Linked DNA regions of Mus musculus: region 2 is linked to region 1. The links are chromatin loops, found by intact Hi-C in ENCODE. Cell type or tissue: heart. All regions are shown on one strand. Links, peaks and the distances in the headings refer to the core of each region. The heading gives the core; the rest is flanking DNA.

Region 1 (8,330 bases), core at 175-8,174:
ATGGAAACCAGACTGTAGTGCTTTCAAGGCAAGCTCTTTATGACCAAAACCATCTTCCTAGCCCTGATGTCTTATTGTGAAAAAAAAAAAAAAAACCAAAAAACCAGAGCTGGAGCGGTGGTGTGTGTGTGCTTCTCATGCCAGCACCCAGGAGGTAGATTGAATGGGGAAAGAAAGAAAGAAAAAGGAAAGGCGGAAAGGAAAGGCCATGACTGCTGCTGGGTGTGGTGGGGGAGAAAGTTTATTATAGTACCTGGGAGAGCATAGCCAGAGGCAGACACGTCTAGGAGAGTCAACAGTGGTCGTGACCGTGACCCTAGTAAGGAGAGATGGTGAGAGGGGAGCCAAGAGCAGCCAGGAGGCCAAAGGGGTGAGAGGCACAAAAGGGGCAGGTACCAAATGTCAGGATTATACAGGGAAAAGCTCCTAGGGGAAGGGCAGCCCAGTGCCTGGGCTGATGAGTTCCGGGTAGAGGGCAGGGTATGCCAGTCACACCTGTAACAGGCAAGGACTGAGGGATGCTGGGAGAACCTGGAGGCCAGGTCCTCTTTGATATGTTGAATAGGCGAACCTCAGCTGTTTCTTCTGGGGGTTTAAAAACTCAACATGGATCTTGGTGAATTTTTTCTTTTTTTTTGGTTTTTCGAGACAGGGTTTCTCTGTATAGTCTTGGCTGTCCTGGAACTCACTTTGTAGACCAGGCTGGCCTCGAACTCAGAAATCCGCCTGTCTCTGCCCCCCAAGTGCTGGGATTAAAGGCGTGTGCCACCACCGCCCGGCGATCTTGGTGAATTTGAGGTCAGTGAGGTCTACATAGTGAGTTCCAGGACAGCCAGGGCTACATAAAAACAATAACAACAACAAAAACAATAAACCCTGTCTCAAGACAAACAAAAGTGACCCCAGCTCAGCATAAAGAAAACGAGCATCCTAATCAGGACAATTTTCTACCTTATACTTAGCATTGTCTCAATTTTTTTTTTTTTTTTTTGAGACAGGGTTTCGCTGTGTAGCCCAGGCTGTCCTGGAACTCATTCTGTAGACCAGGCTGGGCTTGAACTCAGAGATCCCCCTGCCTCTGCCTCCCGAGTGCTGGGATTAAAGGTGTGCGCCACCACCGCCCGGCTCTACTGCTCTTTATGTGGCTCTAAAGAAAGGCATTATGGTCGGGCAAACCAAGGCTCAGGGTGTAGTCACCAGAGTACCAAGCTGTTGCAGAACCATTGTGACGGTGCTGATTGTGTGTGACATATCCCCTATCTACCACGACACATACCGCCGTTTAACCTTGTGAATCCTTTGGGGGCTTCTTTAAGGGTTTGTTGCTAAGCTTCAGTAATTCAGAAAGTTAACCTAATGGTTTTTTCGTCTGTGATCTCATTGTAGTCTTAGACATAAAACAAACAAACAAACAACAAAACCTCAGTTATGTTTTCTTACTTTTAGTGATTAAAGAGTGAGTTGTATACAATCCGCAGCCTAGTTACATCACTGAATCTCATATTGCATTTGAGTGTCTGCCAAAGGAGATCAAGAGGAAATCAAGCAGTGCGAGACAGGGCTCTGATGTCTGTCTGTGGTTGCCTGGGTTCTCGAGGCAAGGGAATCCAAGAGCCCTTATTTGTTGATCTTTAGCATGTTGATCCTTATTTTGGAAGGTGAGGTCCCGTACTTCAATCTTCTAATATAAGGTGTCCCAAGCAAAGGTGTGATTTAAAAAATATATTGTGTAAGTCATTTAAATAATTCCCAGGCTGTCGAAGATGGCTCTGCAGGGATAGGAGATTATAATCAAGTCTAATAGCCTCAGTTGTACTCTGGGACCCTACAGGATGGCAAGAACTAATTGCCCTCAGACCTCCACTGCAAACACACACACACACACACACACACACACACACACACACACAAACACTAAATGTAATTAAACCCTTCTTGATTCCATAATGAAGCCCCTTGAAGGGGTAGTCAGAGCTAAAGTGGGCTTACTTTCTTTTCTTTATTGAAGCTCACCTACAGTATGCAAAATCAGAGAAAGAAATTTTTATGGCTGTCTCCAATTCTCAGTCACTGGGTCTAAGAATTGGTGTGCCAAACCAAACCAAATCAACCAACCAAACAAACAGTCAACTGACCAAACAACCAAAACCAAAACAAAACAAAAAAATCTAGCACCCAAAGACTACTTTTAAAAATTATCTTTCGAAGTTCAATCTCCAGAATCACAATAAATGAAATAAAATTGTATTGTAGTGAGCTTTCTCCCCAGAGTGAGCTCTGGATTTTGTAGGCATGAATGTAGCTTGGAACCTCAGGTGATTCTAATTTTAGGAACCTGTTTGCCCACTATCCTGAAAAAACACCATGTGTGCTGGCTACATTCTAATGACAACTTGACACAAGCTAGAGACATCTGAGAGGAGACAAACTTTCATTCCTAAGAGCTGGCTGTGGGCTAGCCTGTAGAACATTTTCTTAAGTAGTGATTGATGGGGGTGGTGGGGGTGGGTGGGGGCAGCCCATTGTGTGCGATGCCATCCTGAGCTGGTGGTCCTGGATTCTATAAGTGGGCTGAGCGGGCCATGTGAACAAGCTAGTAACCTCTCCATCAACTCTTATCTGCAGGTTTGAGTTCTTGTTCGGCTTCCTTCAGTGATGGGCTACAGTGTAAGTCCAATAAACCCTTTTCTACTCAAGTTGCTTTTTGGTTGCCATGGTGTTTCATGGTCCCAATAGAAACCTTAAGACAGAGTTCTTAAACTTGAAGTTCCAGAGAAATCTGAATTGCAACCAAATGTTTATTTCCGCCAGTTTCACTTTGGAAATTGCTTCAGAAATATGTCCTTCTTTTCAAAGCTGAATTTGCACTCCCTTAGGTCGGTCTAAACCTAAGTTGTCCCAACTAACTTATACCTAAGTATGAATAAGATCGAAAACGTCTTTCAAAGACTTGAGCGAGTTTAAAAACTCTTCAGGTGAGCGCTTAAGTGCCCCATTACACTTTGATCTGGAAGAATTAACCTGGTTCACTTTCTAGCTCAATGTGGTTACTAGATGACCGTTTTCTCCCGGCCTTTGTGAAGCCTTCCGAGTAATCATACCCAGAGGGAGACTCCTTTATGTCATCATTACCCTTTGCAGACGTTCAATGATTACCTACCATTCCCAGTCTGGGACTGCCTGCCTTACTTTTGTATCTCCAGTTCTACCTACCACGCTTAGCAAAATGCAGGTGCTCTTTAAGAGAGGAATGACCTAGTGAATGTCAAGAGCCTAGACAGGAGTTTTAAAAATCAGACTCAGAAACAAAACACGGAACTGCCAAGGGCTGGAAGGCAGGAGGTCGAGGTAAATAAGAAGAACGAACAATCTGAACCATTGCAAAATCATCCCGAAGGGATCTCCTGTCCCATTTTCTCAAGTGGCTTTTCAGCCTTCTCAACTTCCCGCCCACTCTCCCCTGCTGGAGACAGGTCATGCAGGTATCCCAACAATGAGGCTCTGATTGGTCAGAGATGATTTCATTGTTAGGGAACATCCGGGCTCTTTCCCTCCCTGCATCACCTCCCCAGAGCCCTACGCGCCCAGTTTTGCACTCTCGCGTGCGCCCCACCCGTAGTTGAAGCAAAACAACGCCTCTCTCCAGGCCCTTTCTCGAACCTTTCTGAGCTCTTCCTTCACAGCTCTATGCCAAAGAGAGGCGGCCACTTCTTCCAATGAGGGTCTAGGGGCACTTCTCTGGCCAATCAGAAGCCGGCTCTCTCCACTCCGGGTGGGACCAATTTCCACCTATAACTGGACTGCCCGTTGGTTTCTTTATGGTGTTCGTTCTCCGCGAAGTGTAGAGGTCAGAACTGCAGGGTCCGCAGACTCGGGGCTTGGCCATCTACGAATACTAGCCAATCCCTTTTAGGATACTTTTGCGCGTTCATTTAAAAAAAGCCGAAGTGACGGACTTGGAAATTGGTTTCTTGACGGACAAGTAGAGGAAGCCAATAGTCGGAGGATCAGGCCGCCATTTGAACCAATCAGAAAAGGATATCGGTCTTCGAGTTGGGGCGTAATTTGACTGACGGAGGACTCTACCTATGGCTACTAGGGTGGGCAGGTCGGTGACGTCAGGAGTTAGGGCAAGGCGGAGGTGGGGCTGAATAAAGTAAATGGTAATGAAGGGTTGGGCCTCACTGGTGGGCGGTGTGTGATGGATAGTTGACCTTGCCAATTAAGGTGGGCACTGACGCCCAATGAGAAATTAAAGACTCAGAGGCGGGGCCGTGTGGGCGGGGAAAGAGAAGCACAGAAGATACTAGGGGCCAGGTTGGGCGGGAGAACGTAGATTGACAGGCTTCTCAGCAAACCGAGGGCAGCGGTGACACACGCGGCGTCCCAATGGGTGCCCTTGGGGGGCGGAGCCCGAGGAGGGGCGGGGAAAGACGGCGGTGCGGGGAGGGGAGGGGGGTTGCAGAAGGAGCGGAGCGGCCGCTGCTCAATGGCGGAAAAGCCGCTGGTGCTCTGACCGCCTGGTCCCCCCTGGCAGTTGCGGGGGAGTTTCCTGCCGGCGCGGCTGGAGTCTCTGTTTCTCCGTGTCCGGTGGCTGGAAGATGCTCCAGAGAGATCAGGCTGCGGCGGAGGAGGTGGCGGCGGCCGAGTCGGCAGCGGCTCTGGGTTGGAGAGAAGGCGGCGGCGGCGGTGTGAGGGGCCGGACGGTGTAAACAGCTCGGGCGGCGGCGGTGGCCGAGCCCCCGAGGGCGAAGCGGCGGCGGAGGCGGTGTCGCGTCTCGGGAGAAAGCCGGGGGCCGCGGGCGGCTGTGCGGCGGGCGAGCCCGCGAGACCTCCCTTTCTACCTTCGCCCCAGGTAAGGCCGCTTTGCGCCCAGCCGAGTGGGGGAACGGCCGTCCGTCCGTCCAGCCTGCTCTCGGAGCACCGGGCTAGGCCCAGGGCCTGGGCTGCCGCCGCCGCCTCCGCTTGCGCGCGAGGCTTCGCGGGGCGCGGCGCGGCGAGGGAGTAGTTTGCCGGGGCGCGTGGAAGTCCGCTGCTTCCCCTCGCGCCGCGGCGTGCAGGCAGCGCCCATGGGCGCGCGGGCCACCCCAAGGCCGCGGCTCACCCAGTCCTGCCCGCCGCTCCGGAAAACACCTTTCGGTGTGGCTCTCTCTCCCGGTCGCTTTCTGCCCTCCCCTGCGCTCCGCTCTCCTTTCTTGTGAAATCTTTCTGGTTTTTCTGTCTGTGCCTCTCCGGGCCTCCTTCCCCCTCCTGTGCTTTAAACCGTTTGTCTTGCTCCTCTTAGCCAGACTCGGGGGTTCGTGTCTGTGTGTTGCCCACCAACCACGGTCCGAAAATTTCGGGTGTCGTGCTTAACAATGGGCTTCTTAAATGAAATTACTATGAACTCCATCTCAAGTTTACATGAATTCCATTAAGAATAGACTGGACAGTATTATGTGATCGGTCATTACTTTTTATCTTTAAAAGCCTTTAAGGAAAGAAAGTATCATTAAGCATAGCTGAAAAGAACCCTGAAATAAACTTATATAAATGAAGGGCTTGGTGAATGTTAGAGCCATTTCTTCATTTTTTAAAAAAGTTGCATGACCTCTAATACCAGTTTTAGCACCTCTAGGACGTTTGCCCATCTTATTTGGCAAAAAATTGCCTCTTAAGGATTTGATAGCTGCCCAAATTCATCAGTATTCAAGCGCTTCTAAAAACAACTTGGAAACTTAAAAACAACTAAGAAGTTGTTTTGGTAAGTCACACAGAACTTTTAAAATAGGCCCCACATGTTTAATGTATCAAAATAAAACTGGCAGGAGTCTTATAAAGGGATTATTAGGGAATTTGGGTTGTCTTCATGTTATGCGGCTATTTTGGGAAAAACATTCTTTTTCTGTTAACAAACGTTTATAGCTCCTGTGATGTGAGAGTTAACTGAAGCTTACTGTGGGATTAGCACAGGAACTCTTTATGTTGAGCCTACTGCCTGGATGGAGAAGTGGTAGGTTGTCCAGTGAAGAGGGTATAAGTCACAGTGTGTTCTGCGCGATGGCCCCTACATGTTCATAGATACTACTTCATTTACTTTCTCTGTTGTGCAATTACAGTGTTCCTTTTGTAGGTTGCCTTTGAAATACATCATCTCTGAGTATGGAGGTTATTCTGACTATTATAGAATTTTCCCAGTGTAGACTTCACTTGCAATAATATTTAAAGGATAATCTTTTATTTATTTTGAGACCAGGGCATAGGGAGCTGATTATATAACCCCGGCTGGTGTGGAACTCGATGTGTAGACCACACTGGCCTTGAACTCACAGAGATTCTCTGGTCTCCAAGTGCCTTGAAGGTCTGTACTACCACACCCAGCTAGTGATTTTTTTTTTCTTTAAAAAAATGCTTTTGTGGTCCTTACAAATGGACAGAGTGTGTGCTGTCGTAAGAACTTAATTTTTGTTACTGTTTATTATTTAGTGGGGCAATCCTCTCCACACACATCCGAAATACCGTCCCCCCACCCCCACCCCCAATTGTTAGAGGTTTTTTGTTTTTTTCTTTGAGACAGGATCGCAAAATGGGACTCAGGCTGACCTTGGTCTTACTTACTTAGGCTGGTCCCAAAGTGATCCTCCTGCCTCAGATTCTTAGGATTATAGTGTATCACCATTCTTGTCTCCCCTCTCTTTTCATATTTTAAAAAGTTATTTTTTTATATTTGTTTCATGAGTGTTTGCTTACAATGTGTAAATGACCCACTTGCACCACCACGTGAGTGCCTGGTGCTAGTAGTGGAGGCCAAGAGGGAGCGAGGGCAGGAGCTCTCCTGGAACCAGTTCCAGCCAGCTGTGAGCTGCCATTTTGGCTTGGGGAGCTGAACCCAGGTCTTCCAAAAGAGCAGCAAGTGCTCTAATTGCTCGTCAGCTCCTGAACGCTCTCTTCTGAAGCTTTAAGTCTTTGTTTTTGCTTGTTTAATGGTTGCATTTTCTCTCATAACTTCCTAAGACAGTTTCTGCCTGGTACCTTGTGTTCACGGATGCTCATGTATGTTGTCACTTGAGCTTTCATATTTTAGTTGGTATTTGTCCACTTTTCTTGAACTTGGTATGGTGAGTCTTGTAAATGGTGGGCAGAGCTTCAGCACCCGTTGTGTGTCTGGTGTCTGTGAAGACTTCAGGAGTAAGGGAGAGCCTTTTTAGTTCCTAGGATGCTCATGTCAATACACAGTTTTATGTTAGTAGTCACATAACTATTAAGTCCCCTAAGAGTATATGTCATCCAGAGGAGTGGGATATTGTCTAAAGGTTGTGCTTCTAAGAGCAGTTGATTCATAGGTTGATTAGATGAGAAAAAGTAGCCTTGAAAGTTAGAATCTTTCTTTCTAATGATGCATATTTTTTAGTGGAAACTTTTGAATTGCCATATAGTATCACTTAGATATGGAGATTTATTAAATATCAGCTGAGGCAAAAGTGGAAGGTCTGTGTCCTTGTGAGTTGGTAAATCGCTTTTATTGTATCTGATACTGAGCATAAATTTCTCCCCCTCCCACCTTGGATGTGTAACCTATGGAATTTATATTTCATGAGTATTTATGTGTAATCCTCTGAAAGTACATCATAACCTTACCGTGCACACAAAGGAGTAAAATAATCTAATCCTAATAGTGGCCTATCCCCTGGCACTCAGGACACTGAGGCAAGATAATTGCAAGTTCCAGAGGCCACAGAGCAAGACTGCGTTTAAAAATATTACTAAAGTGAATAAAATTAACTTCTTAGAATACATATTTTATGTTTTCTGCAAAATACAATTTTGGTGATTTATTGTTTGTTTTTTTTAATAGGAGAAATATCAGTGGTATCAGATTTATACAAGGAATTTTGGTTGTGGTTTTTATTTTTAATTTTTTCAACTTTAAAATTTAATAGGATTTATTTATGCAGTAATTTTAAGGTATGAAGAATGGTAAGAGATTTGAAGAATGTGATAGTTTTAGCTTTTCTGTGATTCTTCCTTGTTCCTATTTTCTTTTTTTATTTTAGAAGTGAGAGTGAGGGGATAGGTCTGCCCTCCAGCCACTGCTGTGGTGAGCCCTCAACCCTGTGAGCCCTGAGGACCCACCTTAGATGTCACTCTGGGTGCCAAGGCACCTCCACTCCCCAAGGCCTCTCCTCAGCTCGTATCTTTTACCTTAGTGACCTCATGTCAGAATTAGAAGATCCTGAATACTGCTGTTTTAAGTTCTGTTGTGTAATAGCCAAGAATGGTAACAGTTGTACTGATTCAGAGGATTCATTAGCTGAGGATCTGAGGTAAGATTCTTGAAAATGTGGGCAGAC
Region 2 (8,330 bases), core at 98-8,097, 66 kb after region 1:
ATGATTAAGTCACACCAAAAAACAGGCACACTGCCTAGTTTTGTGACTGTGGCATAGTATTTAGTGCTTTGCCCAGTCAAATACTAGAAATAAGATGACTAGGTCCTTAAGTGTTTGCATCACTGAGTTGGTGGTGCCAAGCATTATGCTAGAGATGCACAGATGGGTACCACGGGCCAGAGTGTCTCCATCCCTCCCTTCCTCGACGGTTGTCAATATTGCCCTTGTGTTTTGCCAGTGAGAAGTGTATTGACTTCTCTGAAGTCAGTTCTCACATCCTTCACACCATTGATCTTTTGAGTCCATCTCTTCCATTTGCCTTTTAACATGGTTGCTAATACCATGGTTAACTCTACTGAGAACATGGTTGCTAATACTGTCCTGTGTGCTCACACTCTCCCAGTCCGTTTTTCATCTCCTGCTAACTTTGCATATTGGGCCTCTCACTATTTAACCTTTTCCTTTATGGAATCACCCACATGTAATCCCTAATGTTTAAGTGTTGGGGTTTTTTTGTTTGTTTGTTTTGTTTTGTTTTTCGAGACAGGGTTTCTCTGTGTAGCCCTGGCTGTCCTGGAACTCACTCTGTAGACCAGGCTGGCCTCGAACTCAGAAATCCGCCTGTCTCTGCCTCCCGAGTCACCACGCCTGGCTTAAGTGTTTTTAATCATTTGGTTGGCTTTCTGTTTTTGAAGCATGGTTTTACTTTGTGTGTTTGAACTCAACTTTGTAGCCCAGCCTGGCCTCAATCTCGTTACAGTTTTAGCTCAGCCTCAAGAGAGCTGGGAGTTGTTGACTGCCCAGCTCTGAGTAGTTTTTTCTGTTTTGGGTTTTTTGGTTTTCTTTTGTTTTTTTGTTTTTTTCCTCTTGCTTACTTTTATCTCTCTAGCTTTCAGAGATACAGTCTGTGATGGGAGTGGCTATACTCACTGTTGACAAGGCTCGAATTGCCCAGTCTCTCCATGCATCACTAGTTCTCTGATGAGTCTTGGATGCCACAGTGGGAAAGTGGGAGAGCCCTCTTAGATTGCAGAAGAAACCTGACAGGAAGATACCCTACTCTTGCCATTTTTAGCGGTTTTTTTCTTTTTCTTTATTTCTCTCCATGTACATCCCTCAATTTTTTAAAATCCATAGTATTAATAATTTTTTTTTCACAGAGCTATTGTATAGACACCATGCCTCTGGTCAAATACTGATGACCCAATTGCATGTGGTCCATTTCTATGACCTACCTATAATCTGTTGCCTTTTGTGTAAACTCTTACAAAGACCACAATGTTGGTTACTGTAGCCTCAGGCGCCCCTTTCTAGACAGCATGCCCTGTCTTCATTTTATTTGAGTTTGGTTCTTTTTAGTGAAAGTGGAATTAAGCTGTACTCTCTTAATAGGTCCATTCTGGACTCTAAAGTGGGTAACTCCTTATGGTAATGACTTTTCTTCGGTGTATATGCTATGTGTGTGTAGGGGGCGGGGGGCTGCATGCCAACAGTAGGCTCTCATTTTACCATGTGTGTCCCAGGGATCAAACTCACGTAGTCAGTCTTAACGGCAAGCTCTTTGACCTGCTGAGCCATCTTGCCAGCCCCTCCATTGTGAACTTTTGAACTATAATTCATTGTACTGCTCACTCAAGTCCGTCTGCCACATGGACCCTTTTCCTTACGCAGGTTCAGCAATACAGGAAAACTCAGTCTTAATAATTATTCAAAGTTTGCATATTTATCATGGTTTCGTATTTTTACTTTTTATTTATCTTTTATTTTTTTAAGTCCCATTTAATATATTGAATTCCTACCCCTTAAAAGTATTCCATCCTAACGTCAGCTGACTGTCTCTAGACTTTTCCTAATTTAAGGCACATGGTACCAAGGAAGAATAACCGTGTAGCATACTCTGTCCCTATTCAGACTTTGAGTAGCTTGATAGAAAGGAGGAAGGGCTGGGCTGAAGCAGTTCTGAATGCTGCGCTTTTCCAAACACATCTAGGGCTGGGGAGCTGAAAGAAACATGTCATTAAATGGCTATGACAAACTGCTTTGTAAGTATTCTGCAGTCTCTGAACTTTGAAGCATCACCTGTCAGTAGCATTGTCACTGCTTTTAGTAAAATTGTCCTAGTGTAGTGGCGCTGTGCCCGCTTAGTCAGTCTTGTTCCTATTTCAGCCCGTCACTGAGTGCTGTATACTGTTTAGACTACGGTCAAGTGCCGTTTAAAATTATTTCTGAACTGATTTAGTAAATAAGTGAAAGTCTAAGCCTTAGAAACCACTTAGAATATATGAAGTGAATTTTAGTAAAGCCTCGTTCCATGGTCGAATTGTCATTTTTCTTTATGATACACAACAAGAGAGTGCGTGCAGTCTCAGCATTGAAGTATGATGTGTACAGCCTGCGGCGGTGCCGCGCAGACTAAGTACAGCAGAAGTACTTGAATGAAAACAAAGTACAGAAACAAAATCAATTAGATGGTTCTGAGTTGTCTTCCAGTGTAGTATACAAGAGTGCCCGTTTTTCCCCGCTTTCTCATTCTGCATATTGCCAGTTTGATGAGTGAATAGCAAATGGTATTAAGTGTTTTAAGTCTCAATTATACGATTATATAATATATGAACTTTTAATCTCATTTATCCAAGTGTATCTTTTATTAAAATTTGCCTATATAGTTTGTTTGTTTGTTTGTTTTTTGGTTTTTCGAGACAGCGTTTCTCTGTGTAGCCCTGGCTGTCCCGGAACTCACTTTGTAGACCAGGCTGGCCTCGAACTCAGAAATCCACCTGCCTCTGCCTCCCAAGTGCTGGGATTAAAGGCGTGTACCACCACGGCCGGCTCCTATATGATATATTAATGTTCGTTTTCTTTACATTTAGGCAGTTAACCTTAGCCTTACCACAGTGCTGAATCATTACCTCCACCTCACTGGTGCTGCTTAGGGCTTGTCGGTGCAAGCTGCTTGCTGAGAGGCAGGGCTAAGGGCAGCTACATGTTCCATTAGGAACAACTGAGTTCCTAAGAGAAGCAGAGTGTTGCAGCATCCTCTAGACCCTACGGCACACTGGTTTTCCTTCTGCTGGAAAGCTTTCCCTGGTGCGGAGGAAGCACTTTGAGCCCTGATGGAGGCAGCACTTGAGAGAGCTCAGAGGCTCAGTGCTGAGCAGACCCTGAAGTTCTATTCAAACTCGAACTGAGTGATGCTTTTTGGTTTTTCTCTGAAGGTTTTAAAGTAGTTTACATAGACTGCAAAGATCTTACGTGTTAAACTTAATGAACTTTAAGGAGTCATTTATATGCAAAAGTTTTAGAATGTTATCATTTTCTTCAACAGTTTTACCAACCTTCAATTGCATACAGTGACAATGTTTTCCTATTATGAGTAAGTAGATGCAATTTTTCCTTTATGACTGCTGTCCTTCTTAGTAAAGACAGGCTCAGACATTTAACTCAGCTGCATGTAAGGATCAGAATAGAATACGGCATCTTCCTATAACTCTTCCTGCATCCCCTGGTTCCAGCCGTTGGCAGAAGCCAGCCTTGTCCCTTTGTTTATATTGACTGTTGCTTTGGTTGTGTTTTAGTCATTCCATGTCACTCTACTGTAATGGTATCATGTCATCTTGAGTATCAGCTTTAGTATACTCTTGTCTGTGCCCCTCGTTTGACTTTTACCCCAAGAAAAAGTAGAGTGTGCGTCCTCCTCAGGGTGAGCTGTGGGTAGTGTGGGCAGTAGTTCCCTGGTTGGTGTGGTTTTCAATGCGTAGAATGCATAGGGATGAGCTCCCTCCCTCTCAGGGAGATGCTGCATCTCTCTAGTTACAGAAGTGTTCACAATTCCCCACCACAGCTTCAGCTTCCTTTAAACGGGTACCTTCTTAAATTCATTCATTCCTTTCGTGTTTCTTAGTGCTGTTCTGAATGAACTATCCCCCTCCCCCCTCCCCAACATAGTCACTTAAAGCAAAAATGGTCTCAATATCTATCGTTTCCACCAGATGGCAGACTTGAGCACGTCTATTTGTAAACCCAGCTGAGAACTCTGGTGACAAAGCAGAGGCCGACCGACCTACCAAGAGCCCGGAAGTACATAGAAGAACAAAAGTTTTGTTTTGTTTTTGTAAACTTGAAAGAAAAAAAAAAAAAACGAGTCGAGCATTCCACCAGTGCAGGATCTGTTCTGCTCTGAGCTTTAATCTTCTAGCCTGTCAGCGGAGGCGGAGGCACGCTCCCACCGTGCTGTGCAAACCTTGCCTTTCCATGTTCACGCAATAAATGCCTTTGGCTCCTTGGTAGCACTGTGGTTTTATTCCAGGGACTCCAGAGGTAAGAGCTTTAGTCTGTCACCACCATTCTGCTGCTCACCCCCACCCCGCCCGCCCGCCCGCGTACCATTCAGACTGGTGGGGCACATCTTGAGGCTGGCTTGGGTTTTTTGTTTGTTTTGTTTCTTTAATCATTCCCAGGACTCTCGTGAGAGGAGATACGAGGTTTGTACATGGAAACAAATCTGTTCTTCAGTAATACAAGTTACTTCCGAGACCTGTATTGAGGAATGCAGGAAATAGAGTTTTGCTCCCTCTGGCAAGTTAGTTGCTGGTAGGTGCACCTGCAAGCGGCCTGAAAAGGTTCTTTGAGCTAATACATCATCTGGAAGACCTTCCTCGAGTTCATTACTGCATCAGGGTCACACCCAGGGCTTTCCACGTGCTGGGCACGCACCCAGCACACCCACACTCCTCGTACTGGCGTCACAACCCCACAGATTAGCCAGTGTGTCTTACAGTTAGGGAATGGGCAACCACGGAACCCCCAGCATCAACACCCCTTTCTCAGAGGTGGAATTCTCAAGATCAGAAGTACAAGGAAGTCTGGCTAGAGAAAGCAGCCGCACATTTGGTGTCTGTACCAAGGTTACTGCTGCTGCTTTAGGGACTTTGGAGCAAACTGTGAGGGTGCCACCTGCCCATCTCTTTTAGGGAAAAAAAAAACCATTGAAAGGTTTCCTGGAGGTTTGGATCTCTGGGTAATTCAGTTCTGAAGTTACTCAGAAAAGCAAACTTTGGTGTGGTGGATTTATTTCTGCACATTTAACCTGCTTGGCTTTGTGCTTTCTGACAGCACTGGAGTGTTTACACCCTTAGCTGGGGTTAAGTGTGCCCAGATTAAAAAATAAGAGAATTAGAGTTGGTTAGAATTAGCTGCTTCAGAATGGAAGAGGTAACTCAAGCCACCACCCAAAGGCTGACGAGTTGGTTACATAAAATAACTTTTGAAAAGGAATTCCTTTGGCAGCAGGGGGGTGGGGGACACTCATGATTGACTAAGGCTATCAAGGCTCACACAACCGTAAAGTTGTGGGTGCCATGTAATGCCTCTTTTTGTATGCAATTTGTCAAAAACTTGAGTCTCAACAAGATGGATGGCAGGTAAAGATGCTTGTTCCTAATCCTGATGGTCGTTTTGGACCCCTGGGACCCACCTGGTAGGAGAGAAATGATTTCCACGGGTTGTCCTCTGACCTCCAGTACACTCTGGGATGCACATGTACGCAAGAATTGCCCGACACATAGTGCAATTCAAACACTGCTTTACTCAACTGGAACACACCTTTAGTCCCCGCACTTGGGAGGCAGAGGCTGACAGATCTATGGGCTCAAGGCCAGCCTGGTCAACAGAGTGAGTTCCTGAATAGGCAAGGCTCCACACAGAAAACCTGTCTACAAACACACACACCACCACCACATGCTCTTCTAGTGGTCCAGGGTTGTATTCCCGGTACCCACATGAAGGCTTACAACCAGCTGTAACTCCAGTCCCAGAGGATTGAATATTTTGAGTGAAAAATTTAACCACTTATCATTTTTCCCTGTATTATCTGCTTATTGCCTTTGTTTCTTTGTCTACCTTTCTGTGTTGATCTGTCAAGCAGATGTCTACACTCTGACATGTCCCATGTCAGAGATGTTACAACACATGTTTTCTAGCTGTGTGTGCTTTGCCCTTTTTATTTATTTTTTAAGATTGACGTACCATGATTTTATGTACATGAGTACTCTGTCTTCAGACACACCAGAAGAGAGCAACTGATCCCATTACAGATGGTTATGAGTCTCCACATGATGACTGGAAACTTAGTCAGGACCTCTGGAAGAACATGGAGTGCTCTGAACCACTGAGCCATCTCTCCAGACCGTCCATCTTATTTCTAAAGCAGAAGAACATACCTGCCCCGCCCCCTCCAGGCCGTAGGACTTACACTTTTCATTGTGTTTAGGAAAGCTTTTCAATTCTAGGACTATTTTTGTGTATTTTTAAAACAAATGTTTTGTTTTTTTTAACTTTTAAAGTCGATGTACATAGTAGTTAGTTTGTTTTAAGGAATAAGATGAGCTTCATAGCTTCAGTATTTTTTCTAAATAGCCAGTGGTCCAACATTACTGCTTCTCTGTACTTTATACTCTCCTTTATATACATATATGCATATATACATACAACCATGATACCAAATATTCCTACCCTTTGTCTCAAGTCAGTGTAGTGTCTGTTTCAAAGTATAGTATGGCTAGCCTCAATTACCCCACAAAATGTCAATGCTCTTGGCACACATTGCCAAATTACTTCGTAGATTTCATTTGTCTAGATAAGTTTCCTTATCTGCAGAATGTGTTGTTAATGTGATTGAGAAACGCTATTTTTTTCTGTGGTATAATAAACCATTCTGTGTGAGATGTCCATTTAAACCATCTCTTCCAAGTTTTCTGCTGACATTTAATGTCTGACCGGGTAGTATGAAGTTCCACGATATGCACATCTGCGTAAGATCTGCCAGCATAAACGTTTCATGTTAAAGGTAAGTGCTTTGGTTGCTTGCTTGTTGCAGACATATCCTACGACTTGTGGTTTGCCCTTAGTGGCTCTGCCTTGGTGTAGTAAACTGAAAAGTGTTACTCTAGTGGGCCAAGCAGTGAGCTCACGATTTGTTTTATTGTTAAAAGTGCCCTCCAGGCCAGAGCCCAGCTACTAGTCCAGTTCCCACACATGCTCAAGGACTGTAGTGTGTGCAACCTCAGCCACAGTGTGGGGAGGGTGAACAGGGATATTTCTATGGTGTGTTTATTATTTGACAGATAACAGTATCGAGACATGAAAAGGAGCTCATTCCATTAGCCACCTCTGAATTCAAGGCCAGCCATGTCTGTCTGCTATAGTGACTTCTGAGCTAGCTAGAGATGCATAGTGAGACTTGGTCAAAACAAACAGCAGCACACAACTGCTTCGTTATAAAAGTTTCATGTATAATTAATGATGAGAAACACCATTGCAGGGTATGAGGGGGGTTGACATGTCATGACTGCATTAAACAAGAACACTAAGTTGCTCTACAGAAAACCCTGTAGTATTGGGCACCCAGACAACAGGAAACAACGGGTGCTGCACCTGGGTTCGACCCCAGAACCCAGGCAAAGTGGAAGGAGACATCCAACTTGACAGTGTCCACTGAACCGTCTCTCAACACCGCATCCCCCCCACCCACCCACACACACACAATTTTTTTAATTAAAAAAAAAAGTCTAATCAAAGCTTCCAAGTGTGGCTGATCATCTCATTCCTTGAGACCTGGGGAATCTCTAAGGCCAGCCTTTCAGCAAGTTTCTGGGGACTTGCAAATGTGTCCTACACTTGTCAATGATTAAACAACTGTTACGTGCAAGGATTAAAGACTGTGTGCATGTAGTACAACGCATGAACTTGCAGTGCTCAGCATCCTGCTCCCCCACCTCCTGGAAGTGCTTACAAGAATGTTTGAGCACACATACAGAGCTTAGTCATACACAAGGGCTGTCTGGAGTCAGCCTGGGATAAAATGATGTTGCCTGCCTCCAGAGCCACCTCCGTGGGTCTATAGGAAGACACTTTAAAAAAAAAAGGGGACAGCCAGTTTCTCCTTATTAGTTCAAGATCATTTTTATACCTAGCTAAAGAAAGAACATGATGCTTCAACCATTGTAAAACAGATTTAACACTACCCATTTCTTTAATAATTGGCTCAGTGGCAAATGGTCTGCGTTGTTGTAGGACCACAATTGTCCATCTCGAAAACTCATCAAAATCCCCAGGTGGAATTCTATTCCATTGGCCAACAGTTTCCCACAGTTCCTCTGAAACCCACAAGCACCCGTCTGTTTTCTGCTTCTGTGACTATAGGTTCTTTCTCGAAGGGGAACCACACAATATTTGTCTTGGATGTGTTTTTTTTTTTTTTTCCTCAGCATAATGTCCCCAAAGCCCATCCATCCTGTAGTATGTATCAGACTTGTTTCCCCTTTCAGGGAATA

The links. Peaks named below come from ENCODE experiments on the same cell type or tissue, not always from the same donor. Only the 100,000 strongest peaks of a DNase experiment are listed, where the experiment ranks them.
Region 2: a loop joins it to region 1, with 4 times the contacts of the local background. A loop is called at or near these places in 4 of 42 quality-filtered maps.

The regions. Positions count from the first base shown.
Region 1 is chr17:84,953,540-84,961,869 of GRCm38, forward strand. It overlaps Ppm1b (protein phosphatase 1B, magnesium dependent, beta isoform), which reads left to right and starts at 4,462. Exons shown (of 6, transcript NM_001159496.1): 1 at 4,462-4,855. It overlaps 1110020A21Rik (RIKEN cDNA 1110020A21 gene), which reads right to left and starts at 3,884. Exons shown (of 4, transcript NR_027929.1): 1 at 3,661-3,884. In heart, for the core only: a CTCF peak has its summit at 3,451; DNase peaks (open chromatin) are centred at 3,742 and 4,222; H3K4me3 peaks cover 4,165 bases; H3K27ac peaks cover 2,624 bases.
Region 2 is chr17:85,019,707-85,028,036 of GRCm38, forward strand. It overlaps a transcript of Ppm1b not described here. Among named protein-coding and RNA genes, the nearest start is that of Slc3a1, 4.5 kb to the right of the region's middle. In heart, for the core only: a CTCF peak has its summit at 3,988 (motif pointing right); a DNase peak (open chromatin) is centred at 4,045.